Regions from separate parts of the Homo sapiens genome. Here region 2 is linked to region 1. Evidence: chromatin loops called from intact Hi-C (ENCODE). Cell type or tissue: K562. All regions are shown on one strand. Each heading gives the region's core, and the rest is flanking DNA. Links, peaks and the distances in the headings are about the cores only.

Region 1 (11,447 bases), core at 5,004-9,003:
TAAGTGAATAGAACATAATTTCTTTGCAAATGTCAGGCTGAACATGTATCTTTGATTTTTTTTTTTTCAGCCAGTTCCTCTGCAGTTTTCTCCTGGACCACCCACAGTTCATCCTTGTACCGTCCAACTCCCATGACTTGGTAATAATTGGAAGGCCAGTACCAGGCTCAATCTACCTTCAAGTCATTAAGCAGAAAGAAAAAATTAAACCTAAGCCAGATACCGTTCCAGTGCTTTTTAAATCTCAACATATTTGCTCCTCATAACAACTCCACGAAGTGGACATTATCATTGTCCTAATTTTAAAGGTGAGGAAACTGAGGAGCAGAAAGTCTAAGAATATTTCCCAGGGTCACAGGGCTGGTAGATAGGGAAGCCAGACCACCACTGAAATCTTTTTAGTTTCTTTACTGTATTACCACATTGAATTGTAGGATTTCTGTACTCAAATACAAATGGGAGCCTATTTTGTGCCAATACCTGTTCCTGGGAGACTGTAAGCCCTTTGAGGGCAGGCAGGCTCCAGGTCTCATTCATTCTTACATCCTGTGCTGCCCTCAGTGCATAGTAGGACCAAAAGAAATGCTTGTCAGACTCTTAACTGTTGGCCTTGGAGGACTTTTTCTCAACAGGTCAGGTTGCCTGGCCCAGCTACTTATATATGATTTTGAAAGCAAAACCTTTCCAGAAACCTGCCTGCCAAGCTCCTGGCATCTGCTCTCCCTCCTCAAGCCCATTTCCCATTATCCTGGTCAGTCTAACCAGGAAGCTATTGATTATTTTTATTCCTGAACATATGAGGCTCTTGTGGATAGTAGACACAATTAGAACCCTGCAAAGAGGGACATTGTGACTCTGTTTCCTGAGGGGGTAACCCAGCTTGAGTGAGAGAACGCCTCCAAAGAGCTGGGCAGGTACAGCATACCAAACGACATGTTCCCTGACCCATGGAATGTCCAGAGTTCAAAAAACAAATCATTATTCTTTCATAAGCTCAAATGCTCAATCCACCCACTACATACTGCAGTGAAATTGCCTCAAGGCTATAAATTGTTGAAATTAATTGGTTAAGGTAATCCCCATAACCACTTATGAACCACGTTCTCATTGAGGAAATAAAAGGCACACCGGATGCATAATTTAATAAAAGTGGCTCCCCTTCAGGTGTAGGAACAGCTGTGCGATCCAGCGAGGCTCTGGTTTAACTTTTGCATTTTGCTTAATGACTGTTGAATCCACTCAGTCTGGCGCTGGCCTCCCAATTATTACCAAGTTGTGGGCGTTAGGGGAAAGCGCAGGGGTAGCGGAAATGAACGGTGGGTGTTTCAAGGAAAAATTAGAGAAGAACTGGCTGGAAAAACTATCTGCCGAAGACACTTCTGCAGGCTGGCATTTGCAAAGAAATGATTTTCTGTTTGTTTAATCAAGTGTTTAATTTTTTAAAAGAAGAGGGAGAAAGCGAAGGGAAACTGAACTATTCACTCTCTACCAGAATTAGGGCTGGGCGTTTGGGCACATACTTCATCTAGCTGAGTAGATGGGAAAGATGTAAATGAAGAGGAATTGGAGGTGAGTTTTGAGAGGCAGTTAGGGTTTGGGGCCCGGTGCTGGGAGGGTGGGACCATGGGGCTGGTAGTGGCTTTCACAGGGGAAGAAATGGTGCAGGCAAGGCAGCTATCAGGGAAGCCTGGAGACAGGGGTCCCTAGCGACTTCTCTGTGCCATGGGTGATGGAGAATTGCTCAGAGCAGTGGGAGTAGGGAGAGGCCACCACATTTGCATTTTTACAGCAGGGGTGGAGAGCTGACACTGCCCAAATTGCTTCAATAGAATAAAAACAGCGTCAGAAAATCCATGGACCAAAGTGAATCAGCAGCAACCCTCCAGCCCCCACATGCGTCTTGGCTGTCATTCTATCAGTGTTTTATTTTTAATTTTCTTTAATTTTTTACATTGTTTTCCTGGAAGTGCTAGGTGCTTTGAAAAGACATTTGAGAAATAAAGGAAAGAAGGAAACAAAATACCCAAATTCTAAGACCTAAACGCAAACACACCCACATTTTGGCTTTTCTCCCCCAAATATAGTTTGTTTTTACACGGTCGGTATCATAACACATGTGCAACATGGTGTCCTCATTTTTCACTTAGGTCATAAGCATTTACAACTTTTCATATATACATTAGAACTATTACTTGTAGGGGAAGGATAGTATTCTATCCAATGAATGTATGAGAATTGATTTCATGATTTCTTTCCTTGTTCTAGGTAGATTAATTGTTCCTCGTTTTCTCTCCAAATATAGCAGCTCTTGTCAACATTGTCTTTGCGCATTTTCTCTTAAGTTGTTTTTCTTTGGATTTGATTGCACTCATCAAATGGCAGAGTTGAAAGCCAGAAAAAATGAGCAAATAGCAAGTTATCGAAACACGAAAAAGAGCTTCTTGGAAAAGAGGTGGTCAGGCACTGAGGAGCAGTTGATCAGTTTTCCTTTTTTTTTTGGCACAGAGTCTTGCTCTGTCACCCAGGCTGGAGTGCAGTGGCGTGATCTCCGCTCACTGCAACCTCCACCTCAAAGCGATTCTTGTACCTCAGCCTCCTGAGGAGCTGGGATTACAGGTGCATGCCACCACGTCCAGCTAATTTTTTGTATTTTTAGTAGAGATGAGGTTTCACCGTGTTGTCCAGGCTGGTCTTGAACTCCTGACCTCAGGTGATCCACCTGCCTCAGCCTCCCAAAGTGCTGGGATTACAGGTATGAACCACCATACCTGGCCTCAGTTTTCCTTCTGTAAAACATGTCCTGCAAAAATCTGCTTGTGTGAAGTGTCATACTGTGTAATGTTAAAGGGTGGTAGGAAAGAATAAATGTCAAAGACAGTTGAAAAATTTAGCATGTTATTTTACTGCAGATTAATTTTTTCAGAGCCTCTAATGGGGGCAGTGTGCCTTATACATGTTTTTAATCCATTTTAGTTTTTTTTTTATCTTTTAAATATATTTTAACCTTGCAGAACAGGGTGAACTCATAGGCAATATGCCCAGAGTCAGCCTGACTTTTCAATAGCAGTGGCATCCAGAAGTTCTTTCTGTGATTGTGGAAGTGTTCTCTGCACTGTCCAATAAGGTAGCCACTACCCATGAATAGCTGTTGAGCACTGAAGTGTGGCTATTGAGACCAAGGAACTGAATTTTTAATTTTAACTGAAATTTAAACAGCCTCTTGTCTGTACTAGACAGGACAGGTCTAGAGGAAGACTTAAACTGACATCTGTCTCCAACGGATCTGTTCACAGAATCTTTCTTTTTCCCTGTGGCATTTCTGGAGAAAATAGCATGTTTCACAGGGCACACCTTGGGGAAGTTGGTGCAGAATATTCCCCCTTGTAGGACATTTGAGAATCAAAGATCTCTAGGAAAAATAAGAGAAATCAAGAAGCAAAAATGAGCTCTCTGAGCGTAGGAACCTGGTTTGTTTTTTATTTTAGAATATATTATAGAGACGTGGTCTCATTCTGTGGCCCAGGCTGGAGGGCAGTGGTGTGGTCATAGCTCAGAGCAGCCTTCAACTCCTGGGCTCAAGTAGTCCTCCCATCTCAGACTCCAACGTAGTTGGGACTACAGGTATGCACCACTACACCCAGCTAATGGAACCTGGCTTCTTGTCTTCCAAGTGCTGAGCAGAGCTGACACACAGCAGATACTCAGTGAAGATTCGAGAGATGAAATCATGGTCCCAAAGATAAGCAGAAGAATTCTGACAAGAACCCACGTCTCCTAAAGCCCCTATTCAGTTCTTCCCACTTGCTGCTGTTCGAGTATCACTTCTTCTTTGGCCTTTCTCAAGATAATCCTCTTTCTGTCCCACTCAGTGAAGCTTTTCCTGTTTTCTGCATTTTTACGGTGTTTTGTTGCCATAAGCTCTTCTCTACTTTCATGTGCCTTTCTCTAGTTTTCCAAATGGGAGGTTTCCAAATTCAATCGACTGCCAGGAGAAGCAGGAATAGGTGACTTTCTTTCGTGAATGGTGCTTTGAGCCCTGCGGAGGTGCTTGCTTTTGTTTCTTTCTCTTCTGTATTATTACAGCTACTTTAGCTAAATCAAGTCTTCTTCCAGGTCACATATGGTCTAACCCTGGGTGCAATGACTCTTTGAGGAGGCAAGAGTTTAAAAACATTTGAGAGGCAGGGCGTGGTGGCTCACACCTGTAATTCTAGCACTTTGGGAAGCTGAGGTGGGCAAATCCCTTAAGCCCAGGAGTTCAAGACCAGCCTGGGCAACATCGTGAAGCCTTGTCTCTATAAAAATACAAAAAAAAAAAAAAAGTCAGGCATGGTGGTGCATGTCTGTGATCCCAACAACTCAGGAGGCTGAAGTTGGAGGATCACTGGAGTCCATGGGGTTGAGGCTGCAGTAAGCTGTGACCATACCACTGCACTCCTTGGGCAACAGAGCGAGACCATGTCTCAAAACAAAGTTGAGATCCTTTATTGAGATGGGAAATCTTTAATTATCTTTTTTTCTGGATACAAGGCCATGGTTGCTCAAGTGCTTCAAGGAATGGTAGATAGGAAAATGTTGATAGTAAGTTCTTGAACACCTGGGAAATTCCAAGAGTATATGTTAGGAATGCATTTAGCGGCAAAGAGAAGGCAGACTACAGAGGGTTGAACTAGTGGGTATTATTTTCTCCCATATGAAGTCCAGAGGTAGAAGTCCAGACCCAGTGCTGTCAGAGACCTGGGATTGCTCTCCCTTTCTGCTCCACAATTTCCAGAATCTTTGTTTTGTTATAACATTTGTCACCTCCTAATTGCAATGTGGCTGCTATACCTCCAAGCATAAATTCCGTGTACCAGGTAGAAAGAAGAAAGAGAGTAAATGGGCTTTGGGTACTTCCAACTTAGTCTTTCTTTGTCAGAAAATCAAAAGGTTTTCTGGAAGTTGCCCTAGAAATGAAATGTTTGCTTACATTTCTTTCACTAGAATTGGGTTCCATGGTCATCTTTAGGCAAATCGGTGGGCAAAGGATATAAAATTATTATGGCACATTTAACCAATCATGATTCAACCTCTGGAGCTGGGATCAAGATATCTCTGCTGCTATCTGGAAAAAAAAAGTCGGGGGAGGGGAGAATTTGTTAGCAGGAAAGCAATGAGAGGAGTGGATATTGGGAAGGAATCTTCCAATGATTGGATGGAATATTCCATGATGATTATAACAGATATCTCTTGGGATACATTCTTCCCTTTTGTCCCTTAGGTAGGTAGTTCTCAGGTGCATTCTGTAAGACTTCTAGAAAGGGCCATGAGTGGAGCAACTGGTCACCTCAGCAGTGGACAACTCAGTTACACATTTTTGTACTGACTCTTTCTCTGTCACTGTTTGTTTCCTCTGTCCCTCCTTTTACTCCCTGATAATCTCACTTCTAAATAAACTACTCATGTATCAGCTTTCATCTCAGGCTCTGATTCCAGAGGAGCACAGGCTGTGACACTAACCAACGGACTTCTGGAAGGGAAGGAACTAGAAGGCAGATAGAGATGCTTGGAGACGGGGACCTCAGGAACAGGAGGGTACGGGTCGCTACTCTAGTATCAGGGTACCTGCTCCTATCACCTCTCTAGTTGCCTTGTTTTCTCTCTGTTTCAGAAATTGCCCACTGGAATACAGGCTGATACAGGCATTAAAGAGTGGGTGGGGATTGTGGTGATCTGGAGAACACCTGCCCCCTCTAAAGGGGGCAGCCGCTAGAATTTTGCCTCTTTTTCATTTTGTTATAAAAAATTTTCAAATTGAGATGCTATAATTAATATTTTACTATTTGATTTGCCACATAAGTATTCATCTGTCCTTGCATTTACCTACCATTTCATTTTATTTTTGGATGCATTTCCAAGTATGTTGCAGATATCAGTAAACTTTGCACCTGCACACTTCAGCATGCATGTCATTAACTAGAGCTTAATATTGATTTACAGTTCTCCCCTCCCTTTTTGGAGTTAAAATATACATAGGTGAAGTGTATATATTTTAAATATACCATTTAATGAATTCTGACAAATACATGTATCTATGTAACCCAAATAGCTGTCAAGATGTAGAACATTATAATTACCCTAGAAATTTCCTTCATTTGCCTTTCTAGTGTCCCCCCACCCCTACCCTACCAGGGACAATCACCATTGTCTTTTTCTCCCATATAGTTTAGTTTGGCCTGTTCCTGATCTTTGGGGGAAACCACCAGAAATTTGATGGTTTTTTTTTTTTTTTTTTTTTTTTTTTTTGAGACGGAGTTTTGCTCTTGTTGCCCAGGCTGGAGTGCAATGACACGATCTCGGCTCACTGCAGCCTCTGCCTCCCAGGTTCAAGCGCTTCTCCTGCCTCAGCCTCCCGAGTAGCTGGGATTACAGGCATGCGCCACCATGCCCGGCTAATTTTGTATTTTTAGTAGAGACGGGGTTTCTCCACGTTGGTCTGGTTGGTCTCGAACTCCCGACCTCAGGTGATCTGCCCGCCTTGGCTTCAAAGTGTTGGGATTACAGGCGTGAGCCACTGCGCCCGGCAGAAATTTGAGTTTTTACATAAATTAATTTTAAATGTTGTTAACTAATGCAAATTATATAAAAAACATTGTGTGACCAGATAAATCACATCTACTGGCCTGAAGAAATCAGCAGGTTGCCAATTTGTGCATTCACTACACTCCATTTATATAATTTGTACCCAATCCATTTCCCTGCCAATATAACTTTAAATTAGGGATGACCCATCCAGGCTACCCTGGTGTACCATTTCTACACCAGTCTACATTATTGCATTCCCAGATATGCTCCCACAGTGAATTGTAGTATTTTCCCCTATTTCCTAGTTCACATTCTTGAAGGTATTCTTTGGTTGGTCCACTTCATTTTTTCATGCCAGACTGTGGTGTCCATTGCTAGGCAGCTTCTGGATTGGCTGCTCTTGTGGACAGTGTTTGCCAAAGGTCCAATCAACTGTGGCCATGGAGGTCATGTGATCTAAAATATGGCTGCCTAAGGGCTGCCCTTTATAAGGGATCTTCTGTTCAGGGCACAGCTGCTTAGGTCTGTTTGTGGCTGGCAGAGGCAAAATACTGGACTTGTAGCAGCAATGATAGTGATCAGTCAGGTAGTGGAAAACTTGATTTTAAGGGCTGTATAACACTCATCCTGCAGACGGATCACAACTAATTTAATTTTTACTATAGTTGGATGTCTGGGTGTTTTTGAATTTTTAAATGATATACACAGATATGATGAGCTTTCTTGCGCGGAAATCTTTGTTGGGATGTCTGATTGTTTCTCTAAGATTAACTTCTAGATAGAGGGTTGCAGGAGCAAAGTGTGTGCACGTAAATGCTTGACCAGTTGATAGTCCCATCAGCCACAGAGGGATTTAGAGCAGGCGTTAAGCTTGAAGCTCTGAAGTCTGCTGTGAGAATGAAATGAGATAGCAAAGGTAAAACATGCATCACAGTGTCTGGTATATAGTAGGTGCCCAGTGAACAATAACCAGTATTCCCATTTCCCTATGCCCTAGTTATAAGCAGACACTCATATTTAAGAAAAGTTGCCAACCACCAAAAAGTGTTACCATTATTTTTGACTTGCATGTTTAAGGCTTTTTATCTGTAGATGAGCTTGCACAGTAGTCAGGGGCTTATTTGCCTATTCAAGTGATCAGGACCATTTTGGATATTTTATTTATCCTCTTGTTCAAGGAAGAGTAGGGAAGAAGAAGGGACACATTGTATTTTTGAGATACATGTGTGTGGTCTCTATTTTTAGCACTGTTATGGGATAGGCATTACTTTCCCATTTTATGGATGAGGCAACTGAAGACCAGGGAGGATAAGTAATTTGTCCGAAGTCATACTAGTAAGTTGGGGGTCCGTCTGACTTCAAAATCTGTGTTATCAGTTCTGTATTGTGTTGTCTTTTGCCCTTGATCCTTTTGGAGGGAACGTGTGTATTAGGGCATTGGGTGCCTGCAGCCTTCTACTTGTTTGTTTTTTTCACTCTATGGTATAGCAGGTATAGCATTGTAGTAAGAACCTTGTGTTTGCATCCAGGCTCCCACACTTACTGGCTGTGTAAGCTTGAAGGAGCCACTTCCTTTTTCTAAGCCTCAGCTTCCCCCTCTGTGTCCTGAGGATAATAATAAGTACTTCATGGCATGCTGCGTGAGATAATGTGTGCAAAGCACTTAGGTCAGTGCCTGGCATATATTAATAATTCCATAACTGGGTAGTAGCAACAATAATGTTTGCACCCTTATTGCTGAGTTGTCAACCGAATTTCTTTTTCACCTGGAGTTATAGACTTTGGAATCTGGAAAAGTTACTGTTATACTGGTGGTTTCTGAGGGGTTTGTCATCTGTTTTGTGCAAGTGTGTGTGTGTTCCCAGCATTCTACCTTCCTCTTCTGTCAAGACATCCTTTGCCTCTCCTTTGTGCCTCCCCCAATCATTCTGTGTACTTCTGTGGGGCCACCAGTCACCCTGCTCTCTCCTGACTACAGAGGCTTGGCCAATCGTAGGATGTCATGCTTCTGATAACAGTAATTGGTCCAAGAGCACTTGACCTAAATGTGTCCAATCAGAGTGTTTCCTGGAATAGACTTTTGGGATGGTTGAAAGGAGTTCTTTTCTTGTGGGAGCGCCTAAACCGGTGCTGTAGTCCTGCCTCCGAAAGAGCCTTTCTGCACGAGAAGAGGATGAGGCAAAGAGAAGATTGACAATGTTGGGAGAAACAGTCTTATCATAAGTCCATGACTTTCCAGCAATCTTCCTAGATATAAGAGCCTTCATGTTCCTTTGTGACTTAAGCTAATTTAAATAGCATTTCCAAAAGGAAGCTGTACAAATCCACCACATTTCTCAGTACTTAATTATAAGCTCTGGGCCATATTTTGGCCAAGTCCACATGGTTCTTCTGGTGCAATTATACAAAAAATTTATTCTAAACATACATGTATATTTCTTTCGTTTTCCTGGCAATCACCAGGGATACTATTTAGGCACTAATACTCTTCTCCTCTGTTTCTCCAAACTGGTTATACCTTTCTGGCTTTGGAAGGTAAAGTGGATTACCCCAATACATTAAAAAGCAAGCAGGTGACTGTTATTAAATAGCTATTGAGAGCAGTTTGTCTTGCAGTTGATGAAAACCTGCCATGGTACAAGACGCAGCACCCTAAAACTTTTCCACCAAGAATTAGAGGCACTAGCAAGAATTCACACTGGGGTTAATTGGGGTCTTCAGAGGTAGGAAAACACTTCCTGGAATAAAGGAATCTCCTCCTGGCACATGCCTGATGAGCTCAGCTGGGATGCACTTGTTCAGAGGGGTGCGTGCCCTGGAAAGGGACCGTAGTGGATTGGGGATAGGGTCTGTTGGTTTGTGGATGGTATCTAATTTGGGATTAGGACTCACTGGCCAGTTTTTTTTTTTTTCCAAGAAGGTTCCAGGAAGACTGATTTCTGCCCTTTGAGAATTTTGATACTTGACATTTTCCAGGTTGATATTTGAGTTCCAGTTCTATTTTCTATTTTCTTATCTATGGTACAATCCAAAGACTGTTGAACCGAAGCCATCTTGTTTATTCCACAAATGTTTACTGCATACCTCTGTTATGCCAGGCCCTCTCCTAGGCCCTGGGGAAGCATGACCAAGACATGGCTTCCAACCTAGGGAAACACTTTTCAACGGCGGGGAGGGGTGTGCACACCAATGGTGAGTAGGTTGTGGTTAGTAGGATGATGGGTTTTTGGCATCTGGTGTTTGAGCTTTTGCTTTTTTGATTTCCTGCCATCTATGCCTCCTTTTCAGGTTATAAGCTGCTACTTTCCTTTGGGGCCCCATATACTCCAACTTGCAGATCGTGTAGCTTGGATGTGGCTGGCCCTCCAGTTTAGATCAAAGGGTTGGCATATGACTTAGGTGTGGCCAGTCAAAACATTTTGCCTCCTGGTGCAGTAATTGTTCCAGGATGAGAACACGATTTAAGCCAATGAGTGTCAGTATTGGACCTACTACTAGGACCATCACAAAAGACAGGCATCATCCTCTGGGGTGGGTAAGCTGGAAAGATGGAAGCCTGAAACTGCTGGCAGTACCCTTGCTTTGGCAGGGGAGAGGTGCCTGAGAGTGACACCAGCCCGAGGCTCCTGCTGAAATCATCTGTGTTCTTATTTCCAGCTGTGCCTGAAGTCATGTCTACCCTTTGGACTTTCTCTTCAATTTAAGTCATTTTGAGTAGTGTTTCTGCCTCTTGGAATCTAAAGGATCCACATGAATGTAATGAAGTTATGTGCCAGGTGCTATGAGGCGATGAGAAGGAAGAAGAGTATGTACCACTGTCTTCCTGGAGGAAGTGACACAGGACCTGAGTCTTGAAAGCCCAGTAGGACTTAGCCAGCTCAAGGGATTCTGAGCAGAGTGAGCCACATAAGAAATTACGTAGGAGCATGACAGTTTGTGCCGTGTTTTGGAGATCAATGCAGTTCATTGTTATTGGAGTGAGGTTGGCAGTAGTGGAACATTAGGTGGATGAATAAATGTCACTATCTCCGTCCCCAAGCTGATGTGTGTTAAGTACTTTCTATTTATCCTTCAGGAATTGCTGTGCACTTTACCTGGATTTATCTCATGTAAGCCTTCCACAGCCTCTTGAGGTGCACACTATAGTTATCTCATTTTACTGATGAGGAAACAAGCTTGGGGAGGGGCTAAAATAATGTGTCCAAAGTCACTTAGCTAGGAGGTGGTAGATGCAGAGCTTATAAGGGCCTAGGGGAGACCTCAGAGGCTCTTTGCTAAATTTTGATTTTATGTTCAAAAGATTTTTCATCCATCCTCCCATTTCTGTTCTAAGATTGGACCATCCTCACCTTTTGTTCATGTTAGTGTCCATTCATCCCAAAACGATGCGAGCACAGTTAGTCCCAAACTTTGACTTGACAGCAAACCCATATATAGAATTTCAGAGGGAATGTCTGGAGTTTCTGTTTGGGTTGTTTGCCTTGCTTGGGATGAGATAAATCAAAGCAGGTGGCAGTGCCTGCATTCTGAATGTCCTGCGCTGACACAGGTAGGTTATTGCTGCTACCTGAGAGCAGTTGTGCTTGCCCACATGAGTGACGGCAGATCTGTGATACACCTCTTGGGTTCTGGGAAATAAGTGTGATCTCTTCCTGGCCGATCCTCGTGCCTCCACCCCGCATTTTGGTCTGAGGCCTTGATGGATTCAGTTTTGTTTCCAGTTCAGGAGCCTACGCATTTCCCCAGGATGCAGGGAAAATGTGTCATCTTCCCTCCCTTCTGGTAGCGGACCCTGTGTGTGAAGCTCTGCCCCCCCTGGAGGGTGGTATCATCAAAAGCTTAATGGTTAAAACACTTCATACTCAATAATCAATAATTAAACA
Region 2 (11,447 bases), core at 2,514-6,513, 53 kb before region 1:
CATGATTTTCTTTCTTTTTTTTTTTTTTTTGGAGATGGAGTCTCGCTTTGTCGCCCAGGCTGGAGTGCAGTGGCGCGGTCTCAGCTCACTGCAACCTCAGCCTCCCGGGTTCATGCCATTCTCCTGCCTCAGCCTCCCAAGTAGCTGGGACTACAGGCGCCCGCCACCACGCCTGGCTAATTTTTTGTATTTTTAGTAGAGACGGGGTTTCACTATGTTAGCCAGGATGGTCTCGATCTCCTGACCTCGTGATCCTCCTGCCTCGGCCTCCCAAAGCGCCCGTGATTTTCTTGTCACCAGGCCTTCTTCATTCATTTAAGTTTCCTGCCCAGGCTTCATGGGCAGTTGAGTTTGTGATTCATGCTATATGCTTATTAGAGAAGAGAAAAAGGTAATTTTGTTTTTCCCTTTAAATTTGACAGTAAATATAATACTGTAATTATAGACTTTAGGTTCTTTTTTTCTTCTTCTAAAAGTGAAGAAACTTTTGCTTTTAACAAAATGTATTGGAGCTGCTGCCTGCCTGAACTTGTGACAGTTTTGTTTTTTTCTTATTGTGTCAGCTCTCTTTGTCTCTCTAGAGCAGCAGCTCATGCATGAACTATATTTATTTTAATTTCTTCATTTTCATGAATAGATAATGTGTTCTCACGGTTCAGATTTTTAAAGGTACAAAAAGTCTACACAATGACAAGCTTCCTTCCTATCCCAGTGACCAGTTCTCCTCATTTTTTTCTCCCTAGAGACAAACACTGTTACCCGTTGCTTGTGCATATCCTTCTAGAAAATTTTACATGTGTGCAGGCAAATTCCTATGAACGGTTTTCATTGCTGTTTTTACCCAAGTGGGGCATAGTATACACAGTGTTCTTCACCTGGACTTTTTTTGCTTCCATTATATTTTAGAGTTTTCTGAATATGTACACAAAAATCTTCCTTATTCTTAAAATCTGCTTAGCATTCCAGTGTATTCCAGGGTGCTGTAATGCTTTAACCAATCCCTTGTGGGTGGACCATTAGGGTATTTAGGGTATTTTCCAGTCCTTGTGATCATAAACCATGCTGTGATGAACCAGCGGGTATTTCTGTCACTTGCCGTGTTTAAGTATGCCTGTGTAATAAATTCCTCAAAGTGAAATTGCTTAGTGAGAAGATATGTGTATTTGTAAATTTGAATAAATGGCAAAATTTCACTCCATAAAGGTTGCAGAGTACAGCAAATGAGAGTTTTTTGTTTGTTTGTTTGTTTTGAGATGGAATCTTGCTCTGTCACCCAGGCTGGAGTGCAGTGGTGTGATCTCAGCTCACTGCAGCCTCTGTCTCCCAAGCTCAAGTGATCCTCCTGCCTCAGCCTCCTGAGTAGCTGGGACCTCAGGAGTGCACCACCACGCCTGGCTAATTTTTGTATTTTTAGTAGAGACGGGGTTTCACCATGTTGGCCAGGCTGGTCTCAAACTCCTGGCCTCAGGTGATCCGCCCGCCTCGGCCTCCCAAAGTGCTGGACTTACAGGCATGAGCCACTGCGCCTGGCCAAGAGTGTCTATTTACCCCGACTCTAAATGGTGTCTTTAGCAGAGAAATGTAGGACTGACTTTTATGATCTTAACTTGAGAATCTGACATTAAAGGCAGCCATATAAGGCCAGGCGCGGTGGCTCACGCCTGTAATCTCAGCACTTTGGAAGGCCAAGGCAGGCTGATCACCTGAGGTCAGAAGTTCGAGGCCCGCCTGGCCAACATGGTGAATCTCAGTCTCTACTAAAAATACAAAAAATTAGCCGGGTGTGGTGGTACATGCCTGTAATCCCAGCTACTCAGGAGGTTGAGGCAGGAGGTTGAGGAGGAGGTTGAGGCCCCTTGAACCCAAGAGGCGGAGGTTGTGGTGAGCCGAGATCGTGCCACTGCACTCCAGCCTGGGCAACAAGAGTGAAACTCCATCTTAAGAAAAAAAAAAAAGGTCTTCATCCTTGTCATCTTTGCATTGAGCTGGCTGAGGAGGAAAAGGAAGAGGAAAGGTTGTTCTTGCTGTCTCAGGGGTGACAGCGCCTATAGTGACAGCTACTCCGGAGGCTGAAGTGGAAGGATTGCTTGAGCCCAGGAGGCAGAGATTGCAGTGAACTATGATCACACCCCTGCACTCCAGCCTGGGCGACAGTGAGACCCAGTCTCAAAATAAAATAAAATAGTAAAATAAAAAATAATAATTAAAAAAGCAGGCAAGAAGTGCCTTTCAAGGTATTAAAATATGAAGCTGTTTTCTTCTTTTCGTAATCTCTCTCCCTTGAGTTGTCATGGTGATTTTTACTGCCTATTTAACAGTGTCCTTCTATTTTTTTTTTTTCTGAGACAGAGTCTTTCTTTGTTGTCCAGGCTAGAGTGCAGTGGCATGATCATGGCTCACTGCAACCTCAACCACCAAGGCTCAAGCAATCCTCCTGCCTCAGCCTCCTGAATAGCTGGAATTACAGGCGCATGCCACCATATCCTGCTAATTTTTTTAGTTTTTATAGAGATGGGTGCTATGTTGCCCAGGCTGGTCTTGAACTCTTAGCCTCAAGCGATCCTTCTGACTTGACTTCCTAAAGTGTTGGAATTACAGGAGTAAGCCACTGTGCCAGGCCAAAAGGAACTTTTTGAAGGTCACAGGGTTCCATCTGCAACCTTCATTCCTTTGCCTTGTAACATGACACATTCGCAGTTTCTGTGGATTGGGACGTGCACATCTTTTGTTAGGGGAAAGTTATTCTGTCTACCATACTTGATTACTTATGTACTTGAATCTTTTTGTATATTTCTTGGCCATTTGGATTTATTTTTCTGTGAAATTTCTGCTGAAATACTTCGTGCATTTGTAAAGGTTTTTTCTTGTCAGTTCTAAGACTTATACTGACACATGCCATGAAAAAGCCTTATTTGTTAGGTAGTCATTTAGTCTCTTGTTTTTGAGACAGGGTCTTGTTCTGTCACCCATGCTGGGGTGCAGTGGTACAATCTTGGCTCACTGCAACCTCTGCCTCCCAGATTCAAGCGATTCTCATGCCTCAGCCTCCCAAGTAGCTGGAATTACAGGCACGTGCCACCATGTCCAGCTAATTTTTGTATTTTTAGTAGAGACGGGGTTTCACCATGTTGGCCAGGCTGGTCTCAAACTCCTGGCCTCAAGCGATCTTCCCGCCTTAGCCTCCCAAAGTGCTGGGATTACAGGGGTGAGCCACCTTGCCCAGCCTAGTCTTTTATATTGTCTAAGTTTTCAGTTTTGAGCTTCTTTGTGTTCTGGAGCTAAAAGCAGAAGTTGCTTACAGATGGTCCCTCTTGCTATCTTTTGCAGCAGTTTAAGCAAATTGAGGAGAATACTCCAGATGTCTTGGAAGGAGAAAGCCAGAGAGGGCAGTGCCTTTGGGGAATGAGAAGCAGGAGCAGCAGGAGGGGGTGGGTTCCTCCAGTTTAAGGCAGGGACAGTGGTGGGAAGTGGCTTATTCACTTCTTAGAGCTGAATCTCCGGGGGTGTGCAGGGGCACGTGTGTGTGCGTGGGTGTGTGCATGCATGTGTGCGGGCACCTGCTGAGGGGCACAGTGGTGGGACTCTGAGGACCTAGATGGGATAATAGGTTTTGAAATAGTAACTGATCTTAAAATTTTAACATTTTATGATGCAGTTTTAAAAAAACAAATAATGTATAGCATATGTGTATACTTAAGATATACGTAATAACAAAATAGACACCTATTAGCTCCCCCATATCTCAAATCACCCCTTGGTGCCACCATTACTGGTGTAGAGTCCAGACAGAATCATTCTAGAATCTTCTGTCCAGCATGAAACCCCAACATCTTTGCTTGACCCATGGAGGGTGGTGCATGGTACAGGGATGGAATTTTTGGCCATTACAGATTAGATGACTGTGATTTAATTTAGTTTCAAAAAAAAAAAAAATCCTGACTGCTCATACACCACGAAGCTGGTCAATTAGACTTCATGCCCATAACACCCACATGTGCCATTTCATCTCTCTGCACCCTGTAGTGGGCATCTGTAATTGATCTGTAATTGATGTGTGATCAATGCCTGTGGTGGTTAAGAACTATTGCTGTGGTGGTTAAGAACTATATCCCGTAATTTTGTGTGTGTCTTATTTTGTCTGTATCTGGAAGTGTGTTATCCACGTGGCTCTTGGGCTTTTATGTGTCATCCTGGAAAAAATGTAGGAAAATACTATGAGATTTCTGCAGCTGCCCAGCATCTGGTCCAACATAGACTCAGAGAGGAAGGTGAAGTAAGGAGGAAATAAAGAACTACTGACCCAAACTGAGGTGTAGGCAGTACATGTAGCTCGCTTGGGAAGACTTTTAGAGGTGAAAGGCAAAAGAAGCATATGAAAATAGCATCACTAAAGTCTCATGCTTAAGCTCGTTTTTACTTGAAATGGAAACTGAAATATAATTTCTAGAAAGCCACTTTTAAAACCCTCTAATGGCCAAGTAATGAGGTGACAGCATTTTACAAATGAGAAGCACACTTGCGTGGCAGTGAGAGAATAATGTGTCATCAAAGAAAATTAGCTCCATGTCACAAATGCAATTGAGCAATGGCTGAGAGTGGTAATCAACTTTCTTTCTTACAGAAGCAACATGAAAACTTCATTAGAGAAAATCATTTTCCCAAGTCAGACAATCAGCACCAGGAAGTCAGGGAGTCTGGCTTGGCTTGAACTCTCAGATGGACTCTCAGTGGTATTCAAAGGGGGACCATTGACTCTCACCCACTCAAGGCTAATGCCAAATCCAGGGCCCGGCAGAGCTCTCTGGCAGGCAACCTAAAGCTGGTGACTCTCAGCTCCTGGTGTTCATGTACCTGTGTAATCTCCTTCTCTTGGGTCAAGGTTGGGCCTAGATCTTTGCATCTGATAAATAAAATACAGAAAAGTGATGGAATGCCACTACTGTGATGAGGTTACAAAAGATTGTGGCTCCTCCAGTCTTGGGCACCCCCTTTGGTTCTCTTGTCCATGATCTGCCCCATGGAGAGCCCCATGTGGCAAGGAACAGAGAGCAGCTTCCGGGCAATAGCCCGCAAGGACCGGAGGCCTGCTAGCCGCTTCAGGTGAGCTGCTAATCAGATTAACCCTCCCCTCAACCATGTGAGCCTTGAGATAACCACAGTCCTAGCCAACACCTTGATTGCAACCCTGTGAGAGACCCTGGGCCACAGGCACCCAGCTAAGCCATGCCTGGATTCCTGACTCCCAGAAGCTGAGATTATAAATGTCATTTCAAGCTGCTAAGTTGGGAGAGAGGACAGAGTCTTGCTCTGTTGCCCAGGCTGGAGTGCAATGGTGCGATGTTGGCTCACTGCAACCTCTGCCTCCCAGGTTCAAGCGATTCTCCTGCCTCAGCCTCCTGAGCGTAGCTGGGACTACAGGCACATGCCACCACGCCTGCCTAATTTTTGTGTTTTTAGCAGAGATGGGGTTTCCCCATGTTGGGCAGGCTGGTCTCCAACTCCTGACCTCAAGTGATCCATCCGCCTGGGCCTCCCAAAGTGCTGGGATTACAGGTGTGAGCCACCGCGTCCGGCCACTGTTTTCATTTTAAAGATCACGAATGTGTTTCCTGTCAAAACCGTAATTGTGGAACATTATTTTAAAATCTGTAGAGCATTTTGTCATATGGATACACCATGATTAATCTAATCTCCTGGAGATGGATATATAGGTGATTTCCTCAGGTTTTTTTTTTTTTTTGCTACTGTAAGTTGAAATTAACTGTCAAATCTACTAGACTTTGTCCAGTCTCCATTTTTCATGACGTTTTGTAATAACAAATCCTGTTAGTAATCCTCTTCTTGAAATATTCTTGTTCACTCATTTATTCATTCATTCACCACATACTTGCTGTGTGCTGATCATGTGTGTGGTTTGTGTCCATCACGCAGTACCTACTCATTCTTCTCCCTCTGTGGTTAACTGGCAGGGTCTTTGGAGGCAAACGGGTCAGAGTTGCCTTCCAGAGGGCATAACTACTGGCTGAGTGGCCAGAGGGAAATGATGTAAACTCCTTGAACCTCAGATTTCTTACTCTGTAATATACAAATAATGACAAATGCCTCAGTGGCTTCCTGCAAGGATTAAAAGCAACCATATGTGTGCAGGACAGGCAGGATATCAGCACTCACAAGGCTTTCCTCCTTGACCCACTTCATCCTTCTCCACACAAATGACCTTGTAGGCCACATGGAAAGGAGGAGGGCAGAGGAGGACACCTGGATTCCAGGCCCCTTCAGACCACTTCTCAGTTGGCCACTGTGGAAGCACCAGCTATAGGTCTCTTGTAGAAGGGAACATGTACATTTATTCCTTTGTTCGGCAACTATTTTAAAAATTTTTTTTCACCTCCTTGTGGTCAGTGTGCAATTCAGCAACTATTAATTGAGCATCTGCAAGGCGCTGGGCACAAAAGAAGACAGAGCAGGAACACAGGCCGGTGGCCCTTGTCCGCGAGATGGCATACAAAAAGAACCCTTGAGCTTCTCCATTGCCAGGACAGAGGACTCACTCTGCCCCTTAAGCTGGTGTGGAGAACATCACCAGTGATAACTACCACCGCCCACTTCAGGACAACCCCTTTCTCCTCGCAGCCTGCCTTGGGGGAGCTCTGTCCCTGTTTGAACTTGGACCGATTTGGATGGTCATTTGTGTTTTCCTTCATTGCTTTGGGAGAGTTGCGGCTAAGAACATTGGCCACAGGGACAGACCTGAATTGGATTCTGCCTTAGCCACTAACTCACTGTGATGCCCTAGTAGATCCCTTTCCCTTGCTCAGCTTCGTAGCCCCCTCTCTGCAATGACGATGGTTATAGTACACACCTCTCAGTGCTGTTGCGTGGCTCGCATTGGGTGACATCTTTAGTGTGTGTAGGCTAATGCTTGGCACTTGGTAGGAACTCAGAAAATGTGACTTAGACAAATTCTGATTCCTCTTGGCCAGGTTCCTGCCTGGTTGAGTTTTTTCTTTTTTGTTTCCTTGCTTTGGGGCTAAGGGCATTTTATGGCTTTGGATTAAGAGCTGAGACTTTGGGGTCAAGGCCATCTAGAGTGTGTCCCCACTTTAGCCTCCAATAACTATGTGACTAGGCAAGTCACTCAACATCTTGGAGCCTCCGTTTTCTCATCTGTAAACTGGGGATATTAATAGTACCCAACTCATGGGGTGGTTGTGAGAATTAAGCGAGTTAATGCACCTAAGGTGCTTGGTACAGGGCCTGGTGTGCACACTGCCTTCTGGAAACTAACCATAGAATGTGCTATGACCATTTTTGGTTTTCTTCATCCACTCATTCTGAGAAGAGTGTGGAAGGCTTTGGGATGGGTGCAGGGGTGCAGTGCACAGGACCTGAGCTGTCCAATCTGATGAGACCACTCAGGGAGAGATGCTACTTATAAAAACACCACTGTGGCCCAGGCGCAGTGCCTCATGCCTGTTATCCCAGCACTTTGGGAGACTGAGGTGGGCAGATCGCTTGAGCTCAGGAGTTTGAAACCAGCCTGGACAACATGACGGGACCCCGTCTCTACCAAATATACAAAAAATTAGTCTGGCGTGGTGGCAGGCGCCTATAATCCCCAGCTATTCACTACTTGGGAGGCTGAGATGGGAGCATCACTTAAGCCTGAGAGGCAGAGGCTTCAGTGAGCCGGGGCAGCGCTACTGGCCACTTCGCTCCACTTTGCTCCAGCCCTGGGGTGACAGAGCGAGGCTCCATCTCAAAAAAAAAAAAACAACAACAAAAAAAAAAAACAAAAAAAACACAAAGAATCCCAAAAACAAAAAAAACAAAAACAAAACAAACAAACAAACAAACAAAAACAAAAAAACAACCCATCACTGTGAAAATTGAAAATTGGTAGCTTATTGGAGGATTGAGGTGCTGATACTGAACATTCTGAGAATCTTCTCTGCAGTGCTTTTGAGATAGAAAGGGATAAATTCTCAGTACTTAGAAAGGACCTAGGTAACTGGGAGTGTGAGTTCTGAAGGTATTCTTTATTTTGCATGATGTCTGCAGAGGCTGCTAATGACAATGTCTGAAGTAGTTACTAATAACGATCTGAAGCATACTGACTCGTGTCTGAGAAGCATGGGGATTAACAGGAAATGAAATCCTGATCTGTAAAGCAAACCAGTTCCTGTTCTATTAGCAATTGTAGAGTTTTTAAAAGCTCAATTTTTTTTATTATAATAAGTGAGACTTGCTCATTGTTAAAGAAAAAATTCAAACGACATTGGGAGTTGGTTTATTTATTTATTCCATAAACATGTTTTGAATGCCTACTCAATGCCAGGCACAATGCTGGGGACGGCTGTGAACAAGAAGGACAAAAAGCCTATGGATCTTATGCTGTACTAAGGAAGAGATGTTGAGGAAATATAATGAAAGACAAAATCCCCTGCCAAGCCAGGAAGCCATTCCACAAAAGTAGAAAAGAAAGAACACAGTGTTATCAGTGAGTAAATATTAAGCCAGAATGCAATGCACGTCACTGGCAATCTGCTCAAAAGCTGCAAAGACAGCAAGAAATCTCACCCTTTCATGTAGCCAAGCAGATACGACCCATTACATCCGTGTTCCCGAGATCAACAATATGCAACCCTCAAGCAAGGGGATTTGACAGCACATTTATCACACATAGTTTATCTTACATTCACTTGGTAATTGGGGTGGCTGATTTGTGCTTCTTAATTGTCGTTATTCAAAGGAATAACAAACTTCTTATATCTCTGTGACAAGGACATAGTTATAACTTGCAGCTAGTCACCTAAATTTAATTCTCATCTAGACTGGAAGATAGGAGGACGACCTTCCTTGATGTTCACATTTCAAAGTGAAGGCTCTTAGACCCGTAAGAAAAACATTCCTGGGTTGTAAAACCTGCAAGAGGCTTATCTAGCCTTTAAAGAGATTTACATCTCAAAAGGCCAGAGGAAGAATGGATAATTACATGTTTTCTCAAGGAAATGCTCTAACAGAAAGAGGGGGTCTTTTTCTCTTTTTACATCAGAGAAAATTTTATTTTTCTTTCGCAATTTGTATTCACCCTTACAGAGACAGGAATTAAACAAATAAATATGTGCTATAATGAGGAAGCTGAGCAAAGGCCCGGAGCGTGACAGGAGATGTTCTGAAGGGCAGTCGGGGTCTCACTGAAGAGCGAGCACCACTTGCCCAGAGCCTGGAGGGAGGGTCCAGGGGAGGCCGCAGCAGTGGCCAGTCAGCCGCTTGCGGTGTGTGTTTCCAGCCATGTTGCTACGTATGAACAATCATACCTGGTTGTTGCTTTGTTTGATTTTTCCCCCAAATGGGATTAAAACATGTTGATCTCTATTCGCTTATTCACCCACTGTCCTATCGGGATATCTGTCCATGCTGGTAAAGGCAGAGGGGCTTAATCTTTCTTCCTTTCTTTTTTTTTTTGAGATGGAGCCTTGCTCTGTCGCCCAGGCTGGAGTGCAGGGGCGCGATCTTGGCTCACTGCAACCTCCACCTCCTGGGTTTAAGAGATTCTGCTGCCTCAGCCTCCCGAGTAGCTGGGGTTACAGGCGCGCACCACCATGGCTGGCTATATATATATATACACACACACACGTATATATATATACACGTATATATACGTGTATATATATATATACACACACATATATATACACACACACACGTATATATATACACACATATACGTATATATGTATATACGTATATATACTTATATACACATATATACATATATACGTGTGTATGTGTGTGTGTGTGTATATATACACATATATATGTGTGTGTGTGTATATATATATATATATATATATATATGTAGTATTTTCAGTAGAAATGGGGTTTCACCATGTTGGCCAGGCTGGTCTTGAACTCCTGACCTCAAGTGGTCCACCCGCCTCGGCCTCCCAAAGTGCTGGGATTACAGGCGTGAGCCACTGTGCCCGGCAGCTTAATCTTTCTTTACATGGCTGCACTGCATTGTGCTAGAGTTGGTTCACCCCTTTCGTTAGTGGATGAACATTTAGGCACTGTTGCCTAGAGGCTGAGGGCATGAACACTGGAGTGAAGCTCGGGCTGAAACTCAAGTTGCACCACCTGCTTGCTGTGTGACACTGGGCCTGTTACTTAACCTGTGCCTCAATTTCCTTACATGTGTGAACGCCTTTAATCCCCCCAATAACCCCATCATGTACCCAGCACCCCATATCCAAGGTGGGTATAGTAATACTGGGTACATGATGGGGTTATTGGGAGGGTTAAATGCATTTACACATGTAAAGTGCTTAGGGTAGTGCCTGGCTCAGAGCAGGCCTACATTGGTGTTGGCTATTATTATTATAAAATATATTAAGAATTATTGATTGTCAGCACGTATGATTCTCCTATAAGGGCTTGTAGCTGTTGTATCATTAGTTCGCTCCTCAAGTATTTATAGAGTCTGTTAATTTGCCCAGCGCTATGCCAGGCGCTGGGTGATGGGGTGGACAGCTTGGCCCTTGCTCTTATGGAGCTTAGAGTTGGGTGTGGGTGATGCACAACAAACTAACAGCCAAGTGAGGAAAGCATCATGAATTGTGGTGGCATTGGGTGATCAGAAAGGCCTCATCCAGAAGGATGCACTTGCTGTGTGCAGCGGGAGAAGGAGCGCACAGGGGTTGCAGTGGGAAGAGGCTGCCAAGAATGGGGATGGCATGGCGCATTTCCAAAGGAAGAAGAGAACTTGGCGTATTGGGAGGTGGGGGCAGCACTCTGGGAAGACCAGCGTGGCAATGATGCAAGAAGCATGAGACAGCTTGGAAAAACTGCCAGAAGCCTGATCTGCAGGGCCTCATGGCCATGTGGATTTCAGCCTAGCTGCAGGGGGTAACTGTTGAGGGGTTTTAATCAGGGGAATGACACAATCCAATGACGCTTGCTGGGTAGAGAATGAGTTGGAGGAGGCAACACAGGAAATGGGAGACCCATTGAGAGGGTTGTGCAGAATTCTGGGTGAGAGAGGATGTGACTTGGGCTCTAGTGGTGACAATGTTGATGGCCTGGAGGTGGGACGAGGAAAGGAGGACCCACGGAGGCCCTAGAGACTTCACGTCCGAGCACCCAGCTGGATGGTCAGGCATTTATGGGAATTGCTGCCATATGGAAGTAAATCAAGATTGTCCCTTTGGACAAGTTGTATTCCAGGGTTGGTGTGAGACATCAGCGGACGTGTCAGGAGGCAGCTAACAGGTGAGAACCCAGGGCTCCAATCTTCTCTAAAATCACATCCTAGTCAGCTCCTCAACACTGTGGGCCAATGCTCAGACACAGGGACATTGTAAGGTGATGTTGATTCTCAGATGACCAGGGAGTGGTGTATATCTGTGTGTGTGTGCATGTGTGTGTGTGTGTATGCCCTGTCTCCC

What was found. A loop is a pair of places that touch in the nucleus more often than their neighbours do. Peaks named below come from ENCODE experiments on the same cell type or tissue, not always from the same donor. Only the 100,000 strongest peaks of a DNase experiment are listed, where the experiment ranks them.
Region 2: it touches region 1 in a loop (6-fold over the local background); 1 of 110 quality-filtered maps calls a loop at or near these places.

What each region holds. Positions count from the first base shown.
Region 1 is chr20:56,295,122-56,306,568 of GRCh38, reverse strand. No RefSeq gene overlaps it. Among named protein-coding and RNA genes, the nearest start is that of MC3R, 52 kb to the right of the region's middle. In K562, for the core only: no CTCF peak of the experiment used is centred there; a DNase peak (open chromatin) is centred at 6,968.
Region 2 is chr20:56,345,602-56,357,048 of GRCh38, reverse strand. No RefSeq gene overlaps it. Among named protein-coding and RNA genes, the nearest start is that of FAM210B, 7.6 kb to the left of the region's middle. In K562, for the core only: no CTCF peak of the experiment used is centred there; no DNase peak of the experiment used is centred there.